2 separate regions of the Mus musculus genome follow, and region 1 is linked to region 2. A link is a loop called in an ENCODE intact Hi-C map of the cell type or tissue named here. Cell type or tissue: heart. All regions are shown on one strand. Each heading gives the region's core, and the rest is flanking DNA. Links, peaks and the distances in the headings are about the cores only.

Region 1 (11,334 bases), core at 1,699-9,698, 520 kb before region 2:
AATGTTTACATGATAAATGCCTCTAAAATGCTTCTTGTTGATACAAGAGAGAAGAGATACTGGTGTGCAGATGCCTGTGTCTGAGAAGCAGTCTCCCAGGGGAGACAAAAAGGTATCAGTAGATGGTGATTATAGCCCAGAGCCCATGGACCACACTGCTGAAAGAAAATGGAAATATATGCCTATCAGGTTTCCTTCTACCAAGAGCTCACTGCACACCCCCTGAGCATGCAGGACCCTATTACACACCCCTGAGTGTACAAGACACTATTGTACACTCCCTTAGCATGCAAGAGTCTGCCTCACCTACTCTGAGCATGCAAGACCCTAATGCACACCCCCTGAGCATGCAAGATCCTGCTTCATCCACCATGAGCATGCAAGAATCTGCTGCAATACCCTGAGCGTGAAAGACCCTACCTTATATCCTTTGAACATACAAGACCCTACTGCATAGCCCCTGAAATACATGAGCCTACTGCATAGCCTCTGAGCATACAAGACTCTACTGCATACCCGCTGAACACACAAGACCCTACTGCATACCCCCTGAACACACAAGACCCTACTGCATACCCCTGAACATGCAAGATCCTGCTTCACCCATCTTAAGCATGCAAGACCCTACTGTACAACTCATAAACATTCAAGACCCTACTTTACACTCCCTGAGCATGCAAAACTGTCCTGTACACCCCTGAGCATGCAGAGAAATCCTCTGTTGAAAGTTGTCACCTGGTACTGTACTGTTAAGCAGTCCATGACCCTCCTGCAGCCTTAAGGAGGAGGTGCCATTGGGCAATTCTTGAAGGATGGATAGTTCACTTGACTAATAGAGACCCTAAGAGCCCTCTCAAAGTGTTTGCCTGTCTATCCTTGTGCCTACTCTACCTTTAGATCATGTGATGGTTTGTATTTGCTCTGCTTAGGGAGTGGCACTATTAGAAGGTGTGGTCTTGTTGGAGTAGGCGTGGCACTGTGGATGTGGGCTTATCCTAGCTGCCTGGAAGTCAGTATTCTGCTAGCAGTCTTCAGATGAAGATGTTGAACTCTCAGCTACTCCTGCACCATGTCTGCCTGGATGCTGCCATGTTCCTGACGTGATGAATATGGGCTGAACCTCTGAACCTATAAGCCAGCCCCAATTAAATGTTGTCCTTATAAGAATTGCCTTGGTCATGGTGTCTCTTCACAGCAGTAAAACCCTAACTGAGACAGTACTCTACCTTAAGATCACTTTCCTCTATGACACATACCAATGAACGAATGAATGACGAATGAATGAACGAATGAATGTAGAACACATATAGAATCTCAGAAGCACCAGACAGCTGGTTCTATGACGTTTTTCAAGTTAACTCACAGTTAACTCACCTTGCCCCTAGGAGATGGACAAGAGATGTAGTAGCCCATTTTGCTGATAAAGAAACTGAGGCAGAGTAAGTATTTTGGTGACTGGAAGATTTATATTCATTGACAAAAGCTACTGTGGCTAAAAATGCCCAGGTGTTCCCATCTCACTGAAAGGAAAAGGCGGCGGGGGTGGAGTGGGGGTGGGGGGGGAGGGGACCTGAGGCAGACTTCCAGATGATTGTCAACAGAACGTGCCCATCTGGGTGTATGCAAGCAGGCGTGCCCACACCACTCAGGCTGCTGTAGCTGGGGCTGAGAGCAGCCTTGCCCTGGCTCTCTCTCCAGACCCCACGCGAGTCCCTTTCTCAAGATCCTGATTTGTAGTTATCATCCCTGAGGTGGTCAACCCCTGAAAAACACACTTCCTCAAATCCGGGTTCCGAGGAGTATACTGTGGGCTCAGACATGAATATATCCAAAGTCTACACAGGGCCCTGCACGGGCACGGGTCCTCCCTTCTGACCATTTCACAGCGACTAGTCCTCACAGTGGCCAACAGGGGGCGCTGAAGATACAACTGAACTAGTTTTAGTTTCCAGATGGGGAAACTGAGGACATTGGCATATCCTGCCAATGTCGGGAAGCTCGGAGCCTATAGGGAGACCATGCTCTAGAGAGTAGGAACCTGGAGTTAGACAGGCAGAGCATTAAAGCCTACCAACCACACATATTTTATTTCTATGATCTCTGTGTGTATGTACGTGTGTGCTCATGCCCATGTGCGTGTGTGCTACAGGGCCTTGTGATTTCTAGGTTTTGATGGCAAAGCAGGGAAGGGGCTGGGAAGGTCCACAGGGGTCCTAGGATCTCAGACTCGTTTTCCTTGGGTCACATCCAAAAGCTGTCTGGATTCTATCGTAATCGCTCATCCCTTCACCCTTCAGACATATTTACACAGTCTGACAACAGACCACGAATCTCTTCGAACTGGCCCCTCCTTATGAAGTTCACACGGCTGGCTGCTGTTAAGGGTGGCTTCGGTCCTCTCCATCAGCACGGAAGAGAGAAGTGTTCCCTTCCAGTGGGCATTGTGTTTGTCATTTAATTAATTAAACTTAATTCTAGTTCTTTTTTTTTTTTAAGATTTATTTATTGGTTATATGTAAGTACACTGTAGCTGTCTTCAGACACTCCAGAAGAGGGAGTCAGATCTCGTTACGGATGGTTGTGAGCCACCATGTGGTTGCTGGGATTTGAACTCCGGACCTTCGGAAGAGCAGTCAGGTGCTCTTACCCACTGAGCCATCTCACCAGCCCAAACAGACATTTTCCTATAGTCAGAGGACTGCTTCCGTGGATGGAAGATGGTAGCCATTCACAGTGGTGGTGTATCCTAGACAGGCAGAGGGCTCCAGTGGGCCTCCTGAACAATGGCATTGGGTGTCAGGCTGGGTCACACCCAGGCACTGTGTTCAAGGAGTGTCTGAGCCCTTACGCTAGTGCACAGAGCCTGGGGAAGCTTTGAAATGTCTAAAAAAACCTACCCCAGGCACTGCCCTGCCCCCTGCCAAATGCAGCTGGGTGATTTTGCCAGTGAAGGAGGTGGGGGTCTATTCTGAGTCAGCTGCTGTCTCGTTATCCCAAGGAACAGAGCAGACAGCTGCCTGGGATCCAGGCCGACTGTGATGAGAGTATTGTGCACCACGGAATCTACGCGGCTCTGCAAAGAGATACTCAAAGGCGTGCACATACTCGTGAGCACACACACCTGCTATGCACACTAGAGACTCACGAGTCTTCCAGGGATCTTGGGAAAATGTCCTTCACGTGTAGTATGCGACACCACCGGCAGAGCATGTCAGGTTCCCACGGCCTGGGGTCTCAGTGGTACTTGCATTTTGATGTCGTGAGGGGCTTGCAGCCTCCTGGGCTATGTGCACAGCAGCCATGTTTGATACAGACACGTCACTGTGTGGTCCGTGCTCAAGGACTCTCCAGTCAGGAGATCTACACCGCGAGCTGTGATGGACATGCTCTGCAGTCCATAGTTGCTGGCCATGAATATTCATCAGGGTCTTCCTGAAGGTGTTGCTGAATCAGGGATTGTGAGCCAGAAAGCTTACCCACAATGCCATGCAGCAGGCTCTGAGCCCTGTGAAGACTCCTGACCACTGTCGGGGTTCTGACCATCTAAGTGCTTAGGCCACCTTGCTGAAGCAGCCTTGACACTGCTCAGCCACGGGGAGTTCACTCGCCACAGGTTTTCTCAGGGTCACTTTCCCTGGCTGTGGCTCTCCCTCTTCCCACAGGTTTTCTATTTTCTGACAGGCTGCCTTGGAGCAAGCGACTCCCAACTTTCCACTCCCAGTTCTGTCTTATGGTGGCTCCCAGTGTAACCGTGCATCTAGGGCGCACACCTTTAGGCACGTGTTTAAGGATGCTTCCAGAGAGATTTAACTGAGGAGGGAGGGCCCACTCTGAATGTGGGGGGCAGCACCCCAGAGACTGGGACCCCAGAAGGATTAAGAAGGGGGCTGGGCACAGCACTCCTCTCCTGTCTTCCAATGGGTGTGACCAGCTGCCTAGCTCCTGGCACCCTGCCTTCCCTGCACAATGGATGCTACTTTCTGAAACTGTGAGCTGAATAACCCCTCTGTCCCTAAACCACTTTTGCCAGGTATTTTGTTAGGGCCTAGCTCAACTTTAAACCAACTGCCATTTGACCTGAATGCTTTTCTGCAAGGAGGAGAGACTATGAGGTCAAGATCCCCTGTTCTTTGAACCACCAAGCTTCCAGTCACCATCCCTTAAAAGCTCATTGCCTCAAGGCAGTGGCTGACCACCAATAGACCTGGCACACTGGGTTCATCATGCTCCATGGCTTACGTGGCCTGTGCCCCTCAAACAGGTCCAGGCCTTGGCTCTCAGGCCAACAGAGAAGGCCCATAAGCTCTAAACGCATTTGACAATTTATCTGAGAGGAGAAGAACTTGGAACCCCAGGTGGGGAGTTTGCTCTTTCCCCTTAGAGATTTTTTTTCATAAACGCTAAGTAGGTGCTGGTGGGATGGCTTGTGGATAATGGTGCTTGCCATCAAGACTGACAACCTGAGTTTGATCCCTGGAACCCACATGGTAGAAAGAAAGAGCCAATCCTTCTGAGTTGTCATCTGAACTCCACATGAACTTCATGGCATGCACGCATACATTCTTACATACATACATACATACATACATACATACATACATACATACTACTTTGAAAGACAAAAAGCATTAGGTATCAAAACTCCTATACCTTGGACAAAATGCTTAGCCTCTGTAAGAACTTGCTTGTGGCATGTGATATATGTGTGTGTCATGCACATGATATATATGTGTATGTGTGATGTCTGTGCATGCATGCTGTATGTATGTGTATAGTATGTGTGGTATATGTGTGTGTAGTATCTATGTGTGCACAGTATGAAGATGTATAGTATGTGGTATGGGTTCTTTGTGTGTGTTTGTGTTATCTGTATGTGCATTATGTATCTGTATTATGGTATGTGCATGTGATATGTATGTATGTATATGGTATTTGTGCATGTGTGTGACATGTTTGTGTGTGAATGGTGTGTATGTGTAGTATTTGTGTGTGACATATATGTGTGTTTATGTGTATAGTATAGTGTATATACATGTGCATGGTGTGTATGTCTATAGTATGTGTATGTGTGCCAGTGGATGGTGTGTATATGTATTGTACTTGTGTGTGATGTGTGCTGTATATATGTGTATAGTGTGTGATGTATATATGGTATGTACATGTATAGCATGTGCACGTGTTTCATGTGTGTGTGGTGTATATGTGCACAGTGTGTTCACATATGTGGTATGTATGTATATAGTGCAGAGAAGTCAGCCTCCAGCATACATGTGTGGTGTGTCTGCAGTATGTATGTGTATAGCATACATATGTGTGTATGTGCAAGCGTGTGCATTCCTCTGTGTGTGTGTGTTGGCCATGAGCACTTTACCACGACAGAGACAAAACAAAGGCTATTGTGAGGGCATTTCCCAGGAGCACACTAAAAGAGTCTTGTCCGCATCCTGGCTGCACCTCTGGGCTGGACACTCGACCTCCATGGTAGCTTCTGTTCTCCACTCCCCTCCCCACCCCCAATCTCAGAACAGCACTTTGAGTTCCCTAAAGTGGAAACTATGCCCTAACACAACCCCCTTCCCTGCCGTTGTCTGGACTTGGTGCTCCTGTTAGGGGTGCTGGAGCCATGGTCACCAGACTTCCACATGCCTTTCCTTGCCGCTGCCTGAGGACTTGATGGGGTCCTTCCCATCCCCCATCCTCCAGCAACCTAGAGACTTACGATTTCTCCCAAAGTCTCTTGGGAGAGCAGGCATTGAGCCTACACGGCTGCGAAACCCCAGCGTTGCCCGTAGTGGGTGCCCGTGTTCCTATAGTCTAACCTCTTCCTGTGCTCTACCAGCCTCTCTGGAACCTGAGCTGAAGTTCAAAGGGCACAACTCACTACTCACCGTCAGCAGCAAAAGCTTCCAAGGTCCCTCTCGTCCCACCACGCAGCTCTGTACAGAACAGTAGCCCTGCCTGGCCCTCAACTGCTGGGACGGTGCTGCCCCAGCCAGCAGCATTCCTCCCTCAACCGAGCCAGGCTGGCGCTGCCTCAAGGGCGCTGAGCTAGCCTCGAGTGCGTTCACAGAAACCTACCACTCACCCACAAGGGTCGCTTGGTGCCACCCTCATTTACAGGTTAGCACACGAAGGAAGCTCGGGCAGAAAAAACTGACATCCAAGGCCAATGGACTGTCACCCAAACGGGATATCCTGCTGCAGCAGAAAAGGGGATCTCAGATGCAGTCTATGGAGGCAGTACCTCCCAGTGACCTGCAGGGGGCAGGGCAGAGGCGCCAGCAGGGAGGCAAGCCTTCAGCCCAGACTCACCCCGCACAAACACAAGGACCTGAGGTATACTGCTCAACGCCACTGCCACTCACTTTCCTGATATTTTTTATTCCAGCTCAACTGTAAAAGTAATGGATAATCTACTGTTACACTAAAAAGACCTTTATTTTACGCTGGTCATTAACTGGAGGCTTCCCGGTGCAGATTGGTTCTATTAGAGACTTGAAATTGCTTATATCAATTTCCTTGTTCGGCAAAGACTTTCTTAAAGTGTGTTATAAGTAGTTTTCCCATTGCCCCAAAGGAAAGGGCTCAGCTGGGCTTCTTGCAGGGGACCCTCAGCCAGACTCTAGAAATAGCATTGAATACTGAAGACAGTCCCCAAGAAGCTGGCAGCTGAGAGGTCCCTGCCTAATGGACAACAGCAAGAATACAACCTTCTGTCTCCAGCTCTGTGTTGATGGAGGCAGAAAGACTGCATTCCAGAGATGTATACAGATAGAGAAGTTTGTGCTGTGGACGCTGTCTTTCTGGGGATACCAGAGGGTCAGCACAGCAAAGGAACACCAAAAGCCAGTGTCTAAGTACATGTTCTGTAAGAAGGGTATGGGGGTGAGCTCTCAGAGATAGCAAAAAGGACCAGATCTGCACAGGAAAGGGAGGGCAAAGGGCATTTCAGGGGTGGGGTGAAGAGTGGACAGTGTGGATACCACATTGAGACTGGTGACTCACCATTCAAACATGAGGACCTGAGTTCAAATCCCCAATATCCACATGACATAAGTGCCTGTAATCCCATCATCCCTAGAGGTGGACACAGGAGACTTCCTGGAAATTTGAGAGTCAGCTACCCGGATGTACAACAGCAGCAAATGACAAAAGAGAGACTTGTCTCTGAAGGTAGAAAGCAAGGACTGACTCCCAGGGTTGTCCTCTGACCCACAAATCCACACTGTGGCATGTGCACACTTGCACACATGAACACACAAAAGGTTAAAACAATATTGCATTCGAAGCATGGTCCAACAACCACGCATTAGTGATGAGAGACTAAGAGCCAAGGTCACCGTGGCAGACCGCTAAACAATGGTTACGTAAGGACGAGGGAGAGTGACAGGTGAACTGTACCAAACTAGAAACGGCAAGCACATTTGCCCTCTGCCTCAGCGATCCCATTTCTGGAATGCGTCCCGCGTCTGTACTTGTGCAAGCAGCAAGTGATGTATGCACGGGCGCACTCCACATATAGTATTTCTCATAGAAAAAAACCAACAGCAGTGAGTTATGGCGCTGTGAGTTTGGAAAAAGTAAAATCAGAGGAGGTAGCAAAAAAGTTCCCTGCAACAGTGGCAGACACTCTCTGGAGTAGCTCATTAAATCCAAAAAATATGACACAGCTCTGAGCAAACGGATGGGACGTGTGCAGAGGCGCCAGTGCACTGCCATGTGCATCAGTACAGAGAAACACCGGCCGCGGCAAGAAAGCCGGTGCAAGCGAGCGAGCGCTCAGTGGACACCTCTTTCATTTTAGTACCTCTTTGATTTTGAGCCACATGAGCACATTAACATAGGCAGGAGGATGGCCGTTCAGAAATGTCCGTGCGTACCTCTCTGGAACACACAACTCAATGTCATTCGTGGCAGAAGGGACTGTGCAGCTGGGTTGGGATTGGGGCCCTGAGCCAGAAGGTTACTCAGATGGGACACTGCAGAGGCTGGCAGTTCTAGAAGCGGAGCCCCTTCTCTGGCTGTGGTCAGAGGGGGCGTGCAGCTGAGATGAGAGGAAGGTCAGAGAAAGGCAGAGTTGTGGCTTTGAATACAGGTGGTTGTGTGCCAAGAGATGCCCCAAAGCCAGAGACTGGAGGGAAATAGGGTCTCTCCCGAAGCCTCCTGTAGGAGCCTGCAGGATGAACTGTGATTGTCAGGAGACAAAGCCCTGGGCATGTCTATGTAGGGGGTTGGGGTTGGGGTGGGACTGGGACTGGGTTTGACTTCAGATGTTCAGAACTGTAAGATGCTAGGATCAGTGTTACTGTTAGCCACTAAATTATCGCTACACAAGTCACAAATAGCAAGTATGTTCTTTTTGTTGTTGTTTTAAGAAAAAGAAAAGCCAGGAAAGCACGCGTGGAACACGTTTGCTTCTCTCTCACATGTGACTGGGTCACGGCAAGAAGCCCAGCGGGGGGCGTGGCTGTTTGCATCTGCTTTCCAAACACTACAGGGGGCGGGGCAGCCCAGAGTCAGGGGCCTGACGCCCTCCTAGGAGCTTCCCCTTATGGGGAAGGTCCTTTAGAGCAGTCCATCCTGGAACTGCTCTGATTGCCTTCGGAGCATTGGACAAGGTGCTTGTTCCTCCTCCTTCAGAAGGCGGTAGCTGAAGCAGTGTCCTTGCTGGAGGCCAGCTTGCTCCCCTTTGCTAACCTGGGTGCCTGGCCAAGTGATTCACAGAGAAGAGCCAGAGTATGAGGTCAAGCCCCACCTGTGCGACTTTGGGGGGGGCACCAAGCACACAGAGGTCGTATTTGTGAAATTCAGAGACTCCCCACCTGTGTGTTTAGGGAGGGAGCACTTAGGGCTTTCAGGGTCCCCTCGGAAGCCAGAGTCGAGGGACACCTCCAGTGACACTGTTGGCCATTATGTAATAAGCCAGCATCCGCGTGGCCCTGTGGCAAGGGGGAGTTACTGAACAGCAGAGGGGCCGGTACGGCTGGCAGGAGGCAACTCCAACCTCTCCCCCCCCACAGAGGATCAGCCCAGGCTATCATCTCAGGCTGAGCTGGACCATGGTCATGTCCTTGTCTTCAGACAGCCACCATGGGCAGAACTTGTAAGGTTCTGTTGGCAGGACCCCCATTACATTCCCAAATCCTCCTGTCCCTAGGACTCCCTCACATCCCCTGACCAGTTCATGTGCTTCCTTGAAAGCCCAGAGTCACCTCCTCTGGGAAGCCCTCCCTGGTTTTCTTGTCTTCACTACATACTTTGGGAGCCATCTCTCCTTCTCCACCAAGTGTTACTGTTATTTCTGTGTCTTCTTCCCTCACTGAGCTGTGAGCTTCTTATTTTCCCCAAATTCCTAGCAGAGTCCCTGGCATATAACACTCACTCATTCATTCATTCATTCATTCATTCATTCATTCGTTCGTTCGTTCATTCACCCATTCATTTACCCACTCATTCATTTATTCATCCATATGTTCATTTATTCATTCACTCATTTGCTCGTTCATTCATTCATTCACTCATCAGATACTCTAAGCACCTTTTGTGCCGGGGCCTTTTTAAGTGTAAGAATAAAACATAGAGATTGTCGGTTCTAGAAAATGCTTGGAGACATTTCCTACCAGTGGAGTCTGGCAGGAACTCTGAGGGCAGACCACTCTAAGGTTTCTGTGATGTGTTTTGCCCTTTGATTCTTTTCTAGTTTTGAATTAATGCTTGTGTCCCCGACTCTCCATCAGCGTTTGATCACCCCTCTTCATACTATAGCCCACTGGCCTGGCCCGATTTGTGCTTGCTGCAGACCTGACTAACTGCAGACCTGAGGCCAGGAGGGGGAGGGAGAGCGAGAGACCTGGAGGGAGCTACTGTGTGACTTGGCTCTGTCCCCACAAAGGCATCTGATGGGTCCCGTGTCTGCCACAGAGTAAATCAGAGTTCCTTGTTCTCTCTAGTTTAGAATATGGGACAACCAACCAACCCCCATAAGGACAGGGTGGCAATGGCCTGAGAGACCGACAGGTTCCCTGTGGCAGCTGTGTGCGCACACAGACAAAGCTCAGGCTGGTTCCAGTGGGTAGAAGAGAAAGTTGGGGTTGGAGGAAGGAAACAAGCCAAGCCTGGGTCTGAGGAGACACTGTGTATATGTGTGTGTGTGTGTGTGTGTGTGGCGGGGGGCAGCCCGCTGGGTTAATGCCTCCTGACTCATCTTCTGCCCACTCCCCTGCATCTACTTCTCCCACGAGCAGATCATAACAGCGCCTGGATTGGACAGCGGTGCCTCTTCAAGCTTCAGCTATTCCAGCAGGAGCTCGAGGCCTGTGCAGCCCTTGTCACCAGCTCCAGTGTTCCTAGACTGAGAAGAGAGCAGGTGACTCAGTTCTCATTTCAGGGAGAGGAAAACTACAGAGCTAGTGACTCACTCCTTCAAGGTGACTCAGAGTCTGTCTGGGACTGTAGCCCAGTGACCTAGTTCCCAGAACGCACTCTGGAGACCAAGGACATAGTTCCAGGGTGAGCAGGGAGGGAGCAGGCAGCAGGAATGGGGCACCCTAATCTCAGAACTCAGGTCCTTGTACAAGAGCAAGAAGCAATTGCCTTCTGAGGAGCATCCATGCGCCGCTGGGGGGGTGGGGTGGGGGTTGTGACAGCATCACAGCCTGAAAAGAATGTTCAGATGTAATCTAACAAGATGCGGGCAGGATCCGTGTTCTGGAAACTGTGAAGGGCTGATGAAAGAGATCAGAGACCAGGAAGGAGAGCCAGGCACCGGGCTGACTTATGGGAGCCTGGGTAGCCACGAGCTGTCAGCACCCGTGAGCATCCCCCAGATCAGACAGTCTATAGACACAATGCAGTTCTGATCAGAATCCCAGCAGGACATGCTTTCTGTAGGAATTAACAAATGAATTTTTAAATTTACCCAGAAAGGCAAAGGAGGGAGACTTGCCAAAACAATTAGGACAAAGAATGAAGCTGCGAGACACACCCTACCTGGTTTTTCGGAATCAAGCTACAGTAATCAAGACAATGTGCACCTGGCAAAGAGACAGATACCAATAAAGGAGGCCTGAAATAGAACCTCACCCATACAGTCAATCGATTTTCAATGCGAGTGCAGAGGCAACTCTGTGGACAGAAGACGGTCACTTCAGTTCATACTGCTTGAGAAATTGGATATCCACATTAAGGAGAGAGAGAAAAAAAATCCTCAATTGATACTCACACCATAAGCAAATACAATCGTTAGGCAAGTCACAGATAGACTTAAAACTGTACACTAGCAAAAAACCACATAGAACTTTTGTGTTCTGGCTGAAGCAACCCTTGTTTTGATAT
Region 2 (11,334 bases), core at 1,358-9,357:
AATCCAGGTTCTTTAATAACAGAGTAAGCTATAAAATAGCATTTCTATCTTAGGCACGGTAACCAAGAGGACACAGAACATCTTTGATGACACAACCTCAATGACTGGTGAATAGATACTTGGAATGTGGCAGACAGTTACAGGATTTGGCACCCCAAAAAGGGGTAAAGAGACATGAACTTCAGAGCATCATCAGTCACACAACACGATACCATAAATCCACAGCTATGAGGTGTCCAAACCAGCAAACCCATCAAGACAGGAAGCAGATTAGTAACTGCTCAAGTTAAGGGAAGAATGGGGGATGCCTCCTAAAACATACAAAATTTTATTTGTGCATTAATTGTACAAAATAATCCATTTCATTATGACATTTTCATACATTTTTGCAGTGTGATTTGATTTTAGCAGGTTTTCTTTCTGGAGTAATGAGAACGCTGTGGATTTGGAGACAGCTGCACAACTGTAACAAAAATGGTCACAGGGTATATGTGATGTATAAAATCTATCTTAATAATGCTATTTTTAAAAAAGAAATCAAGCTGTGGGTAGTGACACTTGTAATCCCAGCACGCTGGGAAGTAAAGGCAGAAGGACCAGAAGTTCAATGCCAGCCTCAGCTATATACACACAGACTTCTAGGTCAGCCTCAGCTCCGAGAGAGAGAGAGAGAGAGAGAGAGAGAGAGAGAGAGAGAGAGAGAGAGAGAGAGAGAGAGATATGACACACACAGAGAATCGATTCCTTTACCTCCTCCTTTGGTTGGGGAGAGCACAATGCTGAGCAATGCTCCCTGCACACTATCTACTCAAGGTCATCACTATGAAACACCGATTGCTAATCCCCTGTAGGTGTGGAAAGTTCGAAGGCTCTCCACCCTTTAGTCTTCCAAACAGTTCTTTCAAAGTCTTCAATGTACTTTCTATAATTCTATGAGAAATCATGAAGAAGAAGAAAAAGAGAGATCAGGGGACAGGAAGGAGAGGTGCCCAATGAGGTGCACACAAGTGGCCACAGGCACAAACACATCTGGGTTCCTCCTCCCATACCCATTCTCAGGGCACTGCCTTCCACTGTTTCTAGAATTTATATTTATTATCTTTAATTAGGTGCATATGTGTGTAGCTTATACAAATGAATGCAGTCACCTACAGATTGCCCAGAGCTGGAATGTGGGTACTGGGAACTGAACTCAAGCCCTCTGTAAGAGCAAAACCAGAAAGCACTCTTAACTACTGAGTCTTCTCTCTAGCCCATGTCTTCCAAGTTTACCTAAGGATGCAAAACTTCAACCACTAAGCTGATTGTCCATAACCAGGGGAAAGGAAATGAAGTCCACACAAAAATATGAACTATGAGACCTCAGCTGACAGTGACACCCATCCCCCAAAAAATGTCTGACATAGCTGGGAACGCCCACAAGGCAGAAAGCACACAAACCACCGTACCCTGGGCACCCACTTTACACAGTCAAAGCGCACGCTCTGGACAGTCACACATCCAGAAATGATTTATTTCTCATACACCAAGGACAGCTGACCAATACCTTCAGCCTCCCATCTGTAGCTACAATAAACATTTTCTATGACATTTGTTTGTTTGTGTGTGCACCTCTGTTGTGGAGGTTAGATAACTTCAGGAGTCAGTTCTCTCCTTTTACCATGTAGGTTCAAAGGATCAAACTCAGGTGGTCAGGCTTGGAGGCACAGTAAGCGGCACAGTATCATTTACACTACTTGATGGAGCCAGTTTAAGATGCCATGACCCCTGCTACAAAGGCACAATCTCTTCTCTGCTTAGCCCCTCTATGTCATCACTCATCTTAGCCCACCTCCACCAAGACAAAAACCTGGTGTTTGGACACAAAACAAGATTCAGTCCAACTCTGTCTTAATTTTCTGTACCTCCTGAGCCATCAAAGGTGAAGTCAGATAATGATGAGCACTAGAGTCAAGACATGCTCGAGCCATGACTGGTGGCCACAGCAGACAACAGCCGCATTTAACTTAAGCTAAGAAACGAAGAAGGCCTCCTTGCTAGAAAACTAATAGGCAACAGAAGAGAGAAGAGCTTTGGCATGGAAAATGGGATCCCAGCTCAGCCCAAGTGTCCCTAGAAAAAGCTTCTAGTGTAGATATACCAAGGGCAGTCCCAGAGTCTTGCTGCTTTACGGTGTCCCAGAAGCCTTAGTACTAGAACTGCCCCCACTGAACCTGGCCTATGTGGCCAGGCTCTTGCAACCCAAAATGCATTTATTCTTTCTGAAACAAGATTCCACTATGTAGAGCTAGTCTAGAAACACTCTGCAGACCTGGCTGACTAGCCCAGAATGAGACCTCACCATGGCCTTCTCTTCTGTCAGTGGTGCTACAACATACCCAATACACAATTTACTGTTGTAGTAATCTCTGAACACACAAGGTAGTGGCAGCACCCCATACTGTGCATTAAAACCATTCAGAAAGATCCTAAGTTTTTATTATTTTACTGAATCACCAGTTCTATCTCTGCTCCTTCATCAAATGAACCTCTGCAGGGCAGGCCTGGCAAAATATGCAGAAAACAGCATCGAGCAGGCACCGCAACTGAAGCACCAGAGCAGGTAACGATATGGCATAACTACAGAGGCCAGAGGAACAGACCAAGAGGACAGACGAGAGTCATCACGGTGTTTGCTCAGGCTGAGAGGCCATCTCAGTACCACACTTGCCATCAGAGGGCACCTGCACAAGCAGCAATGGCTTACACGTAGGATAATGTGACTGGTACAGAAAACACAAGTCTCTTCCCACCCAAAATGCCTGCAGTAAATTCTGGGCTCTAAATTTGGTCAAGTAATCGATGATCAATTTCTGGAGGACCCCTAGGAAGAAACACAAGTCCTTAAAAGCTCTGAGTGCCCACTCGCCACCCCTCGATGTTATAGCACAACAGCCTCCATCAATAAAATTAAATGAGCAAGAAACCGCCTCTGAAGCTGTGTCAAAGCAAAAGACTCAGCCAGCATATTTCCTAACAGCAGAGATGGGACAAGGCAAAGAATATTTACAGGAACACCAGGAACTTGAACTTCTCCTCCTGTATCGTTAAGTACAAAAGAAACTCAAAACATGAATTATGTTCAAAACGTCCCACAACGCACGACCTGGCACAGCCCAGGGATTGTGTCTAAGCAAAGATGCTATACTATTGACTGCAGCAGACCACAGCAACTCCCCAACCCACAACAAGTTTAATAGGAGAGTCTGTGTTTACTGAATTACTGGCAATCAATACATTTTAATAACGCTTATATTAATCAACTCCAAAAAACACAGCTAAATGAATATAAATACTATCTTGAACACACATGTCTGGGGTCAGCAAATAATACTTTTTCAACTGCAGTCATATATTTAAGTCTTTAAGTATTTAAGTCTACTTTCTAAAAGTATAAACCCTCATTCATACCTAAATAAAGGCTTTAAATCCACCACAGAGGATACCTAAGAAGACTGTTTCTGTATTGAAAATCTTCAGTAAAAACCTTAACAATTTTTTTTTAACTTTCTTTAGACAGAGGGGGCATTTCTATGTACAGCAAGCATAAAGGAGGTACCTCAGAGGCTATACTTCAAACTCCCCTGTCAAGGTGTAAGCCTACATATTTATTCTTGACCTGGTATAAGAACTTCAAAGGAAAAAAGAAGTCCCACAGAGCAGCCAGTATCAGCAAGGGAGCTGCAAAGTAAACTGCATCTATCCACCTTCACTCCCGTACCATCCTGAGGAAGAATGGGGAGAACTTTCAGAGGTCATTTCTAGGACAGCACTTTATCCATCTGAACAATCTCCTTACAATCATTACCAACTAACTCATGACACAGAGCTGAGGTCTGGGAAAGGCAAGATGGGGAGAGGAGCCAGAGTCAAAAATAACAAATGGATGCATGGGAATTGTCTGATAAGGACAAGAGATAAGGAGGCCAAAGAGAGAGGCTTCTACCTCTGGCCCCAAAAGTAGCATCAAAGTCAGGAGCACCCTGCTGGTGGAGCTCCTTAGTCCAAGGTCACCCCTCTACTAAGGGGAAGAAGCAGCCCTACCCAGGAACCACGGGGGCTTATTAGAAGTCAGCAGATTAGCTTATCACTGCTTGATTCAGGGAAGGAAAGGACAAGAATGCTGATGCCAAGAGACATCTCCAATATGTAAAACCTAATCATTGAAGCCCCCAACTTTTCAGACATCCTACGGAGGGACACAGTTTTGAAAATTACAAAGTCTTAACAAAGTAAACAGTCCCTTCTTGGGATCAGCAAGATGGCTTAGCCACCAAGCCTGACGGAACCTGAGGTTGATCCCTGAAATCCACATGGAGGAGAGAACAGACTCCTCTCACCTTCCTATGTCTCCCCTACCACATAATGTTAAATCATAACCAAAAACAAAACCTGGGGCTGAAGAGATGTCTCAACAGTTAAGAGCACACACTGTTCTTCCAGGACTCTATAGAGATCAGTTCCCGGCACCCATGTCAGTAGCTCACAACCACCATCCACCTCCAGGAAGTTCCAACACCTTCCTGGGACCTGCAAAGGCATGGTACTCACTCTCATTCACTCATGTACACACACATAATTAAAAGTATAATCATTGAAAACTAAATCCCCAGGGCTTGAGAAGATGCTCAGTGGCTCAGAGCACTGGCTGCTTTTCCAGAGGACCCAGGTTTGACTCCTAACACCCACATGGTATTCTCAATTCTCTGTAACTCAGTTCTAGGGAACCAATACTTCTGACACAGAGTGGTATACAACATACATCCAAGAAAAACACCAAAACACATGAATCAATTTTTTTAAATGTAAGAGCAAACTTTAAATATAATAAAAATGATTCCTGTCTTCAACATTACTAATAGTTGAGTGGTAGCTTCCACAAAGCCCTGCATCCTATACCCAGCCCTTCAAGGGGAAAACTTGTACCTACACAATGAATTTTTACATGTACTATATGTAAACACATACAGTCACATGCACATGTGAATACACAATGCCATAATTCTAAATATTTAAATAATTATCAAAACTATTTATCTCTTAGGAAAAATAACAACTGAAATGTGTGCCTTCAAATGCATATCCAGAAGCTAACTGCTTTCTTCCCCTTAGTACATGTACCAAAATAAAGAAACAAAAAAACAAAACCTAGCTCCCAGAGAAGTCACTCATCTGTTACCATCAGACCACTCAAAACATATAAAGTTCCATCATAAGGATATAAGGAAATGTATCTGAGATGTCACATGGCTTAAAATGCTGCCCCCAGGGTCTGGGAAAACAGCTTAATCAGTAAAGTGCTTTTGCACCCATGTAAAAACTGGGTGCACCAGCACATTTCCACCACTGGGGGGTTGACTCAGATGGATCCCTGGGGCTTTGTGGCCTGCCACTGTACGCAATTAGCTCCAGGCTGAATGTCTCAAAGAGCTGGAAGGCACCACACCAGAAGCTAACTTCTGGGCTCCCTGTGTAATCATTTTCATTTGTATGGTGGGGGAGACATGTGGAGGTCAGAGCAAAACTTGCCGAGGAGGTCAGTTCTCTTTCTACCATGTTTGGTAGAAAGTTTGGTGACAAGCCCTTATTCACTAAGCCATCTAGCTGGCCCCCAAAACAAAATATTGAACATAAAACTTTGTACCTTTCAGAGCTCTGTACCTCTAGAGGATCTCTAAAAAGCTGTGAGCTGTAAATAGGATTTACACATGAACACACAAAATGAAGCTTAGTATTAAAAAAATTCCAGAGTAAGATACATTGGCAAAGTCCTTAGTTCATCTCATAGTGAGTGCGCACGCACACACACATACACACACACACACAGTTTAAGAAAGAGGTATCAACTGCAATGACTATAGTTTTATCATCCACTCTAACCATGAACTGAGCTATAAATGGCACAGCCTAGAAGTAACATATGCTATTTTTAAATGTCCTTGCCAATTAAATAGTCAGAAAATCAGTAAAGCCCCCCCCCGCACCCCCCACAAGAAAGCAAGGAAAATTAACTTGTTTAGAGCTAACCATTCATCAAACATAGGCTTGAACAATGCCAGAAGCCAGACGCCCAGCCTCTGTGTTGGCCCTACAGAGAAAAATTCAAGTGAGAGTCCTTCAAGACTGTCTTCACTGGGTCAGATTTCAAACAGCAACCTCCCTGGAGGAGAAGCTCCATCCCATAGCTACATGAGGGTACAATCCAGAGAAATGAAATCTGACTCTAACTCGGGATGTTATGCCTTCCACAACAACAGTATATCAAAACCAGAAATGTTAAAACCATAAAATAATCAAGATATTTGAAATACTTCAAGAGTAACCAAATGCTCAGAGTAGCCCACATGCTCTGCAACAGCAGCAGATCTGAGCCCAGCCTGCCTCTGTGAAATGAAGCAGAATCCTCCAATTCAGCAAATGACACAATAAATATTCTCTGTAACAAAGGAAACATGGCATAGCACTCTAACCTTATAGCAAAAACACAAATTTTGTATCAATATGTTCACAACACAGCTCAACACAAAAATCAGAACCTAATTAAAACTACTGCTTTAGACCTCAAGCTGTCTGGCCAGCAACCTTGCCCAAACTGAATTGCTGCAGACCAACCAGCAGGAGCAACTACAGCATTATCTAACAACTGTAGTGCTTCATCTCTTGTTTTATCTTTCATGGTTGACTTATGAACTGACTGATGGCAAACTGATATGTGAATATGCCAATTCAAAAACACAAAGAAAAAAATGGAAGCACAAAATTCATGAATGAAAATGCTGACGTCATAGCTCAACTCTCAGAGCTGAAGGACACAAGAAAGTGTGCACCTGTCTTTAGGGATGTTAACTCAAAGTCACTTAGTGAAGAAAGGACGTAAGTCAGCCCCTCCTTGCTCAGAACGAATGAAGAAAGGTGAGGTAACAGAAAAACCTTTGCTAGCCCAGAAATGAGAAACAGGCAATGCATGAGGCACAAATCAGCACTGCTTGTGAATGGCCCAACTATTTCAGGTGGTTAGAGTTAATACTTGCACTTTATAAAGATTTAGGAGTGTGGGGATGTCCGGGGGTGGGGGTGGGGTCCATCATAAAACTGTTCTCCACTTGGGACTGAAGAAATGGCTTAGCAGTTGAAGAGAACGTGCTGTTCTTCTAGAAGACCAGAGTTGGGCTCCCAGCATCCACAATCAAGAGCTCACACAGAGTCACACAAAACACACAAATAATAAAATAAGCTGTTAAAAAAAAAAAAAAAAAAAAAAAAAACCTTTCTCCCAGGGCTGGAGAGATGATGGCTCAGCAGTTAAGAGCACTGACTGCTCTTCCAGAGGTCCTGAGTTCAATTCCCAGCAACCACATGGTGGCTCACAGCCATCTGTAATGGGATCCAATGCCCTCTTCTGGTGTGTCTGAAGATAGCTACAGTGTACTTATAAAATAAATCTTAAAAATTTAAAAAATAAATTAAAAAAAAAAACTAACACCTTTCTCCCACCATTGGCCTATACTTACAAAGAGCACACAACAGCAACAAGAATAGCTGGCTCTGCCACACTACACCTGATCATAAGTAATTCTAAACAAGCAGGTAAGACTCACAGGCCTCCAGAACAACTTGGATTTTTATATTAGGGAAAGGATACTTTTATGTTACAATGCAAGCAATCTATTAACACAAAGTTTTGATTCATTCAGAAGTATTAAAGCATCTAGGAGTAAGATTGTTCACAGTTTTCATCTTTTGGCAGAACACTAAGAATAAAGTTTAGACACAATTTTTTAAATCCTTCTATTCAAGACACTTAAGCCACAGTTGTTGATCCCTAAGGTTAAGATTATTACAATCTTAGAAACCATCAGTGGTCTCAGAGCCTTTGTGACCTCTCCCAACACAGGACTACAAGGACAGTCTCACTATCTGTGCTATGGTACAAATAACCATTTCCACAGCTTAAAATAGACATTCACCAAAATGGATTTTTTTTAATTTAAGCAATAAACAATTCTGCCAATAAACATTTTGAAAAGGAGATCTTATTAAGTTAAAATGCAAACACGCCAGTTTTATCTACAGATCTGGAATGCTGGCGATCACCTCAGCTTCCACCAGCACCTTTGATAGAACACCACTACCCCCTTGTGGATTCATAATAAAAATTCTTATCTTGAATCTAGTTTTGAAATGTTCCATTCTGCTAAACTTCCACCAAACTACAGTTTCTTCACTAAAAACTATTTTATCTCAAGTACTTTCTAAATGAAGGGAAGGAAAACACATTTTAGGCTCACCAAGGCCATCAACAACTTTGTGGTGAATAGCGAGTTGGCATTCCACTGTTCTGTCAGGCTGTCCCAATCGCTGATGGCTGATTTTATCACTTCACTTCCTAAGAATCTCTTATGATTCCCAAAAACCAAGAGGGGACATAGACCCTTCAGAAAGGGACTAAGATTTACAAAGACAGAAATCCCTGCCTTTACTCACATGCCTTCAGAAATAATTCTTGACAGTCTCAAGCAACCCTGATGAAAGAAAACTAAAATATATGTTTAAAAGCTAGAAACAAGGAGTGGAGGGGAGAGGATCAGTAGAATGAGCACCTCTAAACCAAAAATGGAGGCACATGTCTGTAACCCCGAACCTGGCTGGCAGGTAGAAGTTCAAGGTCATCCGCAAGCACATAGAGTAGTCAAGGCCAGCCGACCAACATGAAGGGACAAAGATGGTGATAGAAAGGAAGAGTGCGTCTGGAAGCATCTGCACATAGCTCTGCCATCACACACACAAGTCTCACTGATGCAAGTTACACAGGATCACATATCTGGCTTCTCCATCCCAACAGATTCTAGGTTTAACAAGTGTCCAGTGACGTGGCCAAAGAGTCGTGGTGGCCTGCACTTTCATGGAAGTCACCACACAATTCTCAAACATATTCAGAACTCCTGAGAGGACACAGTAAGTAACCATTGCCTGTATTTCTTCAAACTACTAAGTAGGAATAAAAAGGAAAAAATAAGCTGCTTGGCAGGTGTTACCTTGTAGTAACTGATAAGGAAAAATGGAAGAGAGACTCTCAGAAAGGATGCAAAATGCCCCTTAGAATACATACCAAAGGTACCAACTGTGGCCCAGCCCAAGCTAGTGACTAAACTCACAAGAGTCATCAGAACTAGCCTTCAGGATGGCCTGCTGCCTTGTTGGAGATTATTTCGCTACATTTACTGTTTCTGTATTTAGGGGAGGAGTTAAAGAGGTGTTTCGGTTGGCATGAGGAAGCACAGCATAACAGCATAACGTGACTTACTTTGTCTCCAAGGACTGCCATGCTTGGCATTTCTTTCAAAGCACGGCACTGTGCATGCAAAGCTACCCTGCAGAAAGCAGAGGGAAGAAGACAGTCCAGGCCAACACCTCCTTCAAAGTCACCCTTTGCTAACAGTTTCAGGAAGGGACATCTCATGACTTGAAAGGCCCAGCTAAATCTAAAGGGGGGAAAAAGTTACTGCACTTTTCCAAAATAGCAAAGGACTTACGCACTTTAAAAAACATGCAACCACATCAGAAAATGAGCAGACCAATGGAATGAACACCTAAGAGCCCGTAAAACTAAAGATACCTCGGTCCTTCCATCTTTATGCTATGTCAACCATCTGAAAAATTAAGAGCATTCCTCTGAGTGAGTGAGTGAGCGAGCGAGCGAGTGAGCAAGTGAGTGTGAGTGTGTGTGTGTGAAAGAGAGAGTTGAGTTTGAGAGTGGGTGTGTGGATGTGGGTGTGAAAAAGAGAGTATGAGTGAGAGAGAATGGGTGTGGGGGTGTGTAAAGTGGGATTAATGTGACTGGCTGGGCCTCTCTGCACTGGAGTGTGTAGTATTTCTTTTTAAATCAAGAATAATGAGATTTTAAAAATGTTCAAGAAACATTACCAGTTTTTACAGGAGACCATAGATAGCATTCTACAAGTTATGATGCTCTAGTCAGAGAAAGAGAACATGAACATAGTGTCTAAACACACTGATGGACAACATTTACTATGGAGAGTAGTACAGGCTGTGCTCATTGTATATGCACCTTCTCATGTATGACAAATACTACAGGGTGGCTGACCACCCCATCTTCTAACGACAATTCTAACACTCACAGGACAACTGAGTACTACACTCATGATGGCATTTAAAAGAAAATATGACTGTGTCTGAACAATTTTGTCCCTAAACCTGAGTAAAACATAGGGAGGGAAGGAGGGAGGGAGGGAAGAAGGAAGGGAGAGAGAGAGGAATGGAGGGAAGGGGGAAGGGAACTAGGCACCCCTTCCTAAAGCAAGATGGACAAAGACTCAGAACCAGAACACCCCTACCCTCACTACATACATCAGCCTGCACCACAGCACAAGGCGAGGCAGAGGATTGTTAACTGTACCTGAAGAATCGCACTGCAATCAAACCAGAGAGAGAGAGAGAGAGAGAAGCCAGAGAAATGCAGCAAAAACAAATCCCCAAAATCCTACAGGGGGAGGCTCGCAAACCTGAAGGACCAGCATTTCACTAGGACTCCAATTAGAAATGCCACTGTCCCCTCGCTGGGACAGTGATCCCATGCCACCTACCTATCCAACAGGTAGAGAAGGAAAAGGAGATAGAGCCTGAGTTACTCAGAATAAGCCAAGTCTGATGGTTCTGTAAGACACACAGTATTGAAGACCACCCACAGGACAAAAATGCAAAAGATACATTGTCAACCTGCCACCACAAAACAAACAACCAGGGGACAAAGGAGACAGCCACCCATAGACTAAGGGTTTCCACAGGAGTGAAGGCTACAGGACGAGCTTCTACCAGTCACTGTGGAGAGGAAACCTGGCTTCAGAGACGAAGAGAAGGAGCACACTTCAGGTTAACTCTGACCAGCGTCAACACTGCGACGTATACCTCACCTGGACTCAAAACAATCAGGCTTTATCAAAATAGAAAAGAAAAATATAAATGTCAGTACTATTAAACAGCATAAAGAATTAAAAGACACATGATAAACTAGTGAGTATACCTGGCTCTGGCCTTGGAGTGGTGGCCACACTTAAACATTAGATTTAGATAACTCAACAGCAAAACACGAGTCGTTTTGCCTAATCCCTGAGAACATGAACCACAGGAAAGACAAGAAGGTTTTTCTGCAGCACTTATGTAAAAACATATCTGACACTGGATACCATGCATAGGCTACCCAGTAATCAATGCTGCTGGTCTCACGTTTACTAACATCCCAATCTATCATATATAAAAATGACCTCAAAGTTACAT

What was found. Peaks named below come from ENCODE experiments on the same cell type or tissue, not always from the same donor. Only the 100,000 strongest peaks of a DNase experiment are listed, where the experiment ranks them.
Region 1: it touches region 2 in a loop (2.4-fold over the local background); 7 of 42 quality-filtered maps call a loop at or near these places.

What each region holds. Positions count from the first base shown.
Region 1 is chr4:151,329,276-151,340,609 of GRCm38, forward strand. The region is part of intron 5 of Camta1 (calmodulin binding transcription activator 1); the gene reads right to left. Among named protein-coding and RNA genes, the nearest start is that of Gm45960, 110 kb to the left of the region's middle. In heart, for the core only: CTCF peaks have their summits at 1,931 (motif pointing right) and 6,263 (motif pointing right); no DNase peak of the experiment used is centred there; H3K27ac peaks cover 306 bases; H3K27me3 peaks cover 2,327 bases.
Region 2 is chr4:151,845,990-151,857,323 of GRCm38, forward strand. All of the region lies in intron 1 of Camta1 (calmodulin binding transcription activator 1), which reads right to left. It overlaps Gm42357 (a long non-coding RNA gene), which reads left to right. Exons shown (of 3, transcript XR_881602.3): 2 at 8,882-8,994. Among named protein-coding and RNA genes, the nearest start is that of Gm42357, 10 kb to the left of the region's middle. In heart, for the core only: CTCF peaks have their summits at 5,385, 7,437 (motif pointing left) and 8,183 (motif pointing left); no DNase peak of the experiment used is centred there; H3K27ac peaks cover 786 bases.